Linked DNA regions of Mus musculus: all the other regions are linked to region 1. A link is a loop called in an ENCODE intact Hi-C map of the cell type or tissue named here. Cell type or tissue: left cerebral cortex. All regions are shown on one strand. Region 1 overlaps Gm33702 (a long non-coding RNA gene). Region 2 has its middle 9.0 kb from the start of Gm26422. Region 3 has its middle 3.9 kb from the start of Gm26422.

What was found. Peaks named below come from ENCODE experiments on the same cell type or tissue, not always from the same donor. Only the 100,000 strongest peaks of a DNase experiment are listed, where the experiment ranks them.
Region 2: a loop joins it to region 1, with 8 times the contacts of the local background. A loop is called at or near these places in 2 of 42 quality-filtered maps.
Region 3: a loop joins it to region 1, with 2.1 times the contacts of the local background. A loop is called at or near these places in 2 of 42 quality-filtered maps.

What each region holds. Positions count from the first base shown.
Region 1 is chr2:61,343,549-61,346,048 of GRCm38, forward strand. The region is part of intron 3 of Gm33702 (a long non-coding RNA gene); the gene reads right to left. Among named protein-coding and RNA genes, the nearest start is that of Gm33702, 14 kb to the right of the region's middle. In left cerebral cortex, no CTCF peak of the experiment used is centred here; DNase peaks (open chromatin) are centred at 1,339 and 1,990; H3K4me3 peaks cover 576 bases.
Region 2 is chr2:61,269,999-61,272,498 of GRCm38, forward strand. No RefSeq gene overlaps it. Among named protein-coding and RNA genes, the nearest start is that of Gm26422, 9.0 kb to the right of the region's middle. In left cerebral cortex, no CTCF peak of the experiment used is centred here; DNase peaks (open chromatin) are centred at 1,036, 1,181, 1,708 and 2,056.
Region 3 is chr2:61,282,889-61,285,388 of GRCm38, forward strand. No RefSeq gene overlaps it. Among named protein-coding and RNA genes, the nearest start is that of Gm26422, 3.9 kb to the left of the region's middle. In left cerebral cortex, no CTCF peak of the experiment used is centred here; DNase peaks (open chromatin) are centred at 1,545, 2,146 and 2,382.

The sequences.
Region 1 (2,500 bases):
TACTTCCTATTTAGGGTAATTTCTTGAAAGGGGGGGGGGGGCATGCTCTCAATTAATTTCTGCAGCTGAGACAAACATCCTGACAAAACACAACACAGAGGAATGGGAAATTTGTTTGGACTATAATTCTAGAATACATTGTCCATTATTGTGGGGAAGACATGGCAGAGACTTACTGCAGCACGTCCACAGTCAGAAGCAGAAAGAGAGCAAATGGGTGGACCTTGGCTAGCTGCTGCTCAGCTCTTCTCCATTCTTACACAGTAAGGGCTGGCCCATGACTTGGAGCCACCCATACTCAAGGTGGCCCGGCCTACCACTTGAGACAATCAAGACAATCCCTCACAGACTTGAGCATAGGTCAATGAGATGTAGGTGATCCCTCATTGAAGCTTTCTCCCAGGTGATGCTAAGTCTGTGTCAAGTTGACAGACCTAACCACTATTGGGAGGGAAGGGGGATAGAACTCCCACATTTTCTCTCCTAAGATGACTTTATTAAAACTAGTAGGCATTAATCTAAAAACTTGACCGATAAGCATAAGGTCAAATAAGATAAGTTACTTCTTTAAAATTTCTGTTTTCTGCTGCCAGTCAAAGTCATTTAGGCTTGGTGGTTCACTTGAGGCATATACAAGAGGGACGACTTCATTGGTCAATGTCTTACATACCCAATGACTTAAGCTCTATGTTAATTAATGCCTTTAAGTTCCTGGTACCCTAAGCAGTAGCCCTGATGGAAAGATATTTTTGGAACTGGCATATGACTGCTTTCTAACATGGAGCTCAAGCAAGCTCTTCTATTTGGAACTGCCACCCCACAGGGCACCCTTTAGTTCCACTAAGGCGGGTTTGTAGAAACAAACGCAGAGAATTTGCTGGCAGTTAATAATCATGAAAATGAACAACTGTTAGGAAGCCTCCGTTCCTGGAAGAGGCCTCCATGATTGCGATGAATCTCTGCCCTTGGCTCTTGCCTTCCTGCTTGATGCTGGAGACTCTGAGACAGACCATATGAGGTAGCAGAATGATACTGGGGTAGCAGACAGAGTAAACCGGCTTGTAAAACTCAGACAGGTCTTCAACAAACCCGGTGTTGTGCCTAGAGCTTCCAGTAACATTTGCATTCTCTCTTTCTCCCCCAAGCATTCTGTTACGCGTTTCCTCATATATTGCTATTGCGTGTAAATATTTAGACTGGCCTTTCCTGGCACCGTACACCTATGTTATGCTTCTGAGACTGTGACTCGTCCTCTTCCACCCACTTGCGGGAAACACTGTTTTTGACATTTTTTCCCCCAGTCACACGTATTCTGCATTTTTTTGGCATTGCCTCTTGGCTCTGCCAGGAAGTGTTAGTTACCAGGATTTTCTCCCCCGATCCTGTAAAGTAAAGAAATGAGTTGGAGGATGTGTTACTCTGCTGTCTTCGCTAAGGAGGCGGAGAGCATAAAAGGAACACAGAGGGAACAGTTCTTGCTTGTTCTGTGATGCTCCCTTCCAGAGGCGGAACAGGAAGTGGGGGTGAGTTACCGCTTCCTGAACACTAACCTCGAGGTCCCTCATCGGAAGGACAGATACCCAGAATTCTCCATCTGCACTTCAAGGCAGCCATTTGATTTTCAAGGGGACTACGGGGCACGTTTGTCCCTCAAATGTGTGATTTCACTTTGAGTGAATGTTTGTTTGGAACGATGATGGAATTTGAAGGGAGGATTACAAACCCGTACATTAACCTTTCCTATGTGGCTACTGCAGAGTGACCGTCTCCCACAAATCTAGCCATTCCAAAAACCTACTGACAGCTACTTCCTTACAAAGTACTGGACCATGAAAGTCACGATATGTTTACAAGCTAAATATATATTTTTTTTTCGTTTTGGTCCTTTGTTAAGTACATGAATAGCAAACAGAACGTTGTATCTTCAAAATCAGCAGGGAAGCACTAACTGAAATGTAATTTTACAAAACCTGGCCATCTTTCAACAAGAGTGGGTGGATTTTTAGCACTACAAATGTTTGTGTATTATAAAGTATTTGCCATGGTGACAAAGCTGGGAGAAACATCCTATTAGCCGCAGACGGCTACAGACTGTTGTGATTATCCATGTCCAAAATGGAGTGTGGATACAGCGTTGTGTTTTTTCTTTCTTTCTTTTTTGGTGTTTAGAACTACTCCATTTATTAATATACTCATTTACTATCTGGTATACTTGACTGTATGTTATTATCCAATTTAAAGTTACTATTAAATGTGTTCTTAGAGCCTATTCGTACCATCTCAATGTAGCTCCTGTGTGGGTTAACATTACTTTTAAAGTGGATGTGTTTATATTGTTAAAATACTAAGCTTTGGAAAAATGAAAGATTTAGAAAAAGTATCCCAGAGCACCAATTAAAATAAAAATGTCCCTGTAGAGAATTCTTTTTTTAAAGGAGGAATGAATGTCTGTCTCAATTTATTTGCATGGATTTCTGCCTATTGATTTCAGTTTTAAGAG
Region 2 (2,500 bases), 74 kb before region 1:
GGCCCCATGGCCACAGAACATGATAGAGAACCTACTAAGAGAAACAGAACACAGCAGCCACTGATCATCTGAATGCCTGCCGTACCCTGGTTATCTCAAGCTCCACTCCCTAGTATCATATTTAAACATATGACCTTCCCTTTTCCCCACCAGTCCTTTTGATAGTAAGACATAGATTCTCCCATTCTCCTGGTGAACTAGACTACATGTGAATCAGGTTTTAATGAAGGTTCATAGCACAAGGTATTCAAGCAAACGACTTCAATTAGTATGAGATATTGCTTCTAATTAGCACTGGACCTTACTGATGGAAAACTCCAACGTCCTTTCCCAGCAAAGGACCTTTTTCTCTGGTTTCCATCTCTCCTTTTAAGATGCTTCAGTTTCACACTCCAGCATGGGCAGTGCTGTTTTCTAACAGTTTCATTATACTTTGTACAGAGAAACTCCTTACACACCCACCATCTCTAATACGTTTCTAAACCTTGTTTGTATCTCCCAAAACTACTAATGAATTTTAAAAGGAAAAGCTAACCATCTCTACTCATCAGCAAAAAAAAAAAAAAAAAAAAAAAAAAAAAAAAAAAAAAAAAAAAAACCAAAAACAAAAAACAAAAAACAAACAAACAAAAAAATAACCAAGAGCATTAAAATTCAATTTAATTAAACTCTTTATATAACTATATTCTCAAGATAACTAAATTCCTTTGCAGAAATCCTCTACCAGCATATAGAAGAAAAACAGATTTATATGAATATACAAATTAAGCCTCTGAAGGTCAGCAATAACACACACATACACATAAACACACACCACACACACACACACACACACACACACACACACACGGAGTAGTCACCTAAATATTTGGTCAGGTTCTTGAATTTGTGGTTCCAGAATCCTCAGTGAAATGATTCGCGACCTACATTTTATTCACATTTAACAGAGTCTCATGCTAGAGGGAGCATTTCCTCAGCCAGGACTCAGGGATTGAAATTTCCCTTTGGCTTTTCAGGAAAGGTGTGTATAGCAAGCCATTTGTGAGAGAATACAAGATCCATCTCTTTGTATGGGCTTCTCAGCAGCCTTGAGAATATGGTGAACATTCCCAGAGGGTTAGACCCAGAGCAGGCTAGAATTTAGCACAAAGGCAACATTGTGCCTTGTTATTTTGTGTGAAAATAGTCGACTTGTCTAAGCAATGAGGTACTACATGACAAACCTCCCACATTTGGCTGCTCTCCTCAGAGAGACAGCAGAGCATTATCTGCCGGATGTTGCCATTGTTGTTGCTTTCACAGTGAGATGCAGGTGTGATCAAAGCAGAAAAACAATGTTTCTGTGAACCTCCACATCTTACTATCACAGCTTATTCAACTGGGTTTACTCAAAGCAGGGAAATAGCCAGGCTAACAGAAAGCGAATCTGAAACCTCCTTTTTGATGAGACCTGTATCTAACACAAAACATCAGGGTTTTTTTTTGTTTTCTTTTGTTTTTGTTTTGTTTTGCCACATGCAAGCCAGCATGTACAAAGGCCGAGTATACACCTATGTGTATACAGATACAGCTCATCACTACCACATAGAAAGCCAAGTCACTGAGGAAAGAAGTTAGCAGAGTGTAAATGCATGAGCTTCTAGGCACTATGTATATATCAGGAATGTGCTACCATCCTGAATTTAAGGTATACAAAAACAGAAGGTCACGAGAGTGGGCACAATAGGGAGATATTAACTGTCTTACATTTATGCAGCACTGTGGAACTTAAAACTTGATCCCCGTGAAAGGAATCATTTATTTAATCCATCCCCTCTCCAACTCACCGTTCACCAGTACCTCTTGTTTTGGATAGCTTCTGTTACTGTGACAACCTGAAGTAATTTCGAGGAAGTGTCACTTTGGCTCATTTCCTGCATTTCCTGAGGTTTCTCCTGCTCTTTTGGGTGGGTCTCAGGCTGGGGGGAGGGAGGCGTCCAAGACTGCAAATGACAGCAGGATTACCTGACAGACGCTGCTTGACTCATGGTCACTACCATGAGCAGAGAGAGGAAGGAAAGAGACTGACCAAATACCTGCTTCAGGGCCATGAAAACAGCATCCAGCTTTCTTAAACTAGGTTTTTATCCCACAAAGGTCCATCTGCTTGAGAGTTGTGCCAAGAGTTGGACAACATGTCAAGAGCTAGGTAAGGACCACGCCTTGTACTAGGGGCCATGCCTTGGGCTAGGCACCATGCCTTGAGCTAGGCACTATGCCTTGACCTAAGGACCATTTCTTGACCTAGAGACTATGCCTTATTACATGAGTCTTTTGGGAATGGCATCAAAGACCTAAATCAGATCAGATTTTGAAGAGTGGGCTAACATAACCAAACACACTGGTAAGGGATAGACCATGAAAACAGGCACAGGTGTTATGGATCCTGAAATTTCTTTCGTATGTATTTGTTGATGCTGGAGGCAGGCTTACCCTATGCATGGCCCAGAGGGGTTTGTGT
Region 3 (2,500 bases), 61 kb before region 1:
TCTTCAAAACATGTTTACCTCAATATCTCTCAATTTACTTTATAGAAAACATAGTGGAGAAAGACTGGCCTTTCCAAATGACATTGTGGCTTTTGCTATAAACTCCTGTTCTCTGAATGGCCCCAAAATGTCCTCAGTTTTCAGTCTGCCCTGTGCTCTCTTTGGAAGGCAAGAGATAATGTTTTCTGAGCTCTTTAAAAGTTGACCATGAAAAACTTGCTGATTTAATGCAAGTTTCTTTAGCATTTCTCTAAAGAAAATAAAATCAGTGGTCTAGAAGTCTTGTTTAATAGACAGGTGCTTTTAGAACTGACTTATCTGCTAAACTGTTTTTCTGGTATGAAATTTAGAGTGCCTTGGAAAACAGCTTTCAATGAAAATGTATTTCTCTCTTGACTAATTTGACCTATTTGTTTCAGAGGTAGCCTAGTAGAAAGATAAAAACATTAGGGTTTTTTTTTCCTGAGTTCAAAGATAGATTTGTGGCATCTAGGGAAAAAGCTTAGAGACCATCACCAATACTCTGCTCCATTTCTTCACTGATTGAGTCTGTTGGCTACAGGAATGCCATTCATGTTGTTCTCTCAAGTACATGAGTAGAATCGGATGCAGAGTAGGCTCTGTAGGTGGTAGAGTGGAGGACTAAGCAAAATACTGTATATGAAAACTCTTTGGAAATTTGGAAGATCCTCCCAAATTCTGCCCCTTTGTTTGCTTATTAGTGGTTGGTCTTGAATGACCTTGTGTGTGGCAGCATTTCTGTAGACTCTACAGTGTAGCTGTTTCCCTATATCTATCTATCTATCTATCTATCTATCTATCTATCTATCTATCTATCTATCTATCTACCTACCTACCTACCTACCTACCTACCTACCTACTTACCTACCTACCTACCTATCTATCTACATTAGAGACCAGGAAGAAGATAGTGTTAAAGGGTTAATTTTACTGAAATTGTAGATTGGTTTTGGTTACAGCAGCTACACTATACATTCCTCAACTTGTCCAATTAAAGAACCTGGCAAGTGTTTTGATATCTGACAGCTCTGCTGTCAAGCAATTCTGTTCTACAATTAATCAAGCTGTAGCCATTTCCCCAACCACTGCCGTAATATAATGGCATCATTGTATGTGCAAGCACAATATACTTGTATACTGTTTAAAAGGCAGCAAAGCAAATGAACACTACAAATTCACTACGCCGTACATGCAGTTGTATCATCAAGATTTACTGTTGAACTCATGCTGTTTTAATGCTTTACTGTGTCTGACTGAGCTCAGATATCGCTATTTAGGTGCTGGTTGCTGGTTTCCGATTTCCGAAATTGAGATTCTGCCTTCTTTGGGATGTTTTCAGCTTTGTCTGGATAACACTGTACCAATGGCTCGAATCCTTTAATGATTGGATGTCAGCTCCTGGGTTTTGATTGCTGTTTTGTCTGGATCAGTGTTAGACACAACTGCAGGTCCTACTCCCCTTCGTCCCCCTCCCAGTGACTTCCTGCTGCAAATGAGTTTGCCACAAATCACGATGCCTGCAACAAGCATCTCTGGGAAGCTGTTCCATTTCTCCTTGGCAACTTGCCACTTTGTGCCTTTACTTGTAACACTGAAATGCCTGAATTTACCAAAGGACTTGGCTTCTCTGTGAAATTAACTATTTCATGGGAGTCTTTCTCTTCTACCAGAAGTATGTGTTTCTCCTAGGCACTTACTAGGTAGGCATGTTGGTCAGCTTTGACCAAACAAACAAGTGCCATTTTTCATTGATATCATTTCCTGTTTATAGATCTAATCTGATAAGCAGTCAAATTACAAGTTAGCAGAAAGGTCATCTAGAAATTACAAATGAAATGGTCAAAATGTATTTGAAAAGTAGATCTGATCCCTTGCTTCAGGAGGCAATTAGGACTCCTTACACGGATGGCATTTGGTGATGTTCAGATGTATGGACATCCTCGTGTAACTGGCATTGCTGATACCATCTGGAAGATGGGACAAGAATGCTGTGAGTCATGGCTGAATTGCTCCCGGAGAATGTGATACATACAACTTCATCCGTAGGGTGAAGAAGGATCATCAGCTGAAAAGTGCAATTTATGTACACACTGACAAATGCCACCGTGAGTCTCTTGTCACTTAGGGAAGCGAGTGAATAAATATAACCAGACTGCTGCATTCAGTGGATGTGGGATGTGGGGTGTGTGTGTGTGTGTGTGTGTGTGTGTGTGTGTGTGTGTGTGTGTGTGTGTGCCAAGCCCAGGATGAACTATGAAGCAAATCAGGATTTGCAAGTTTCTCCTTTGTTTCTTCCACTGACTCATGATCTGATCTCCATGCTGTTCCGAGGTTTTGGTTTGTAATAAAACCAATTACTTTTTATATTCTTTTGTCAAAGTTTTAATTAGCATACAAAATGCCATGGTGGCATTTTCAAATGAAGTTGTTTGGTTGATTCGGATTCGGCTTTTCTTCCTGTCTTGCTGCTCCCACACAC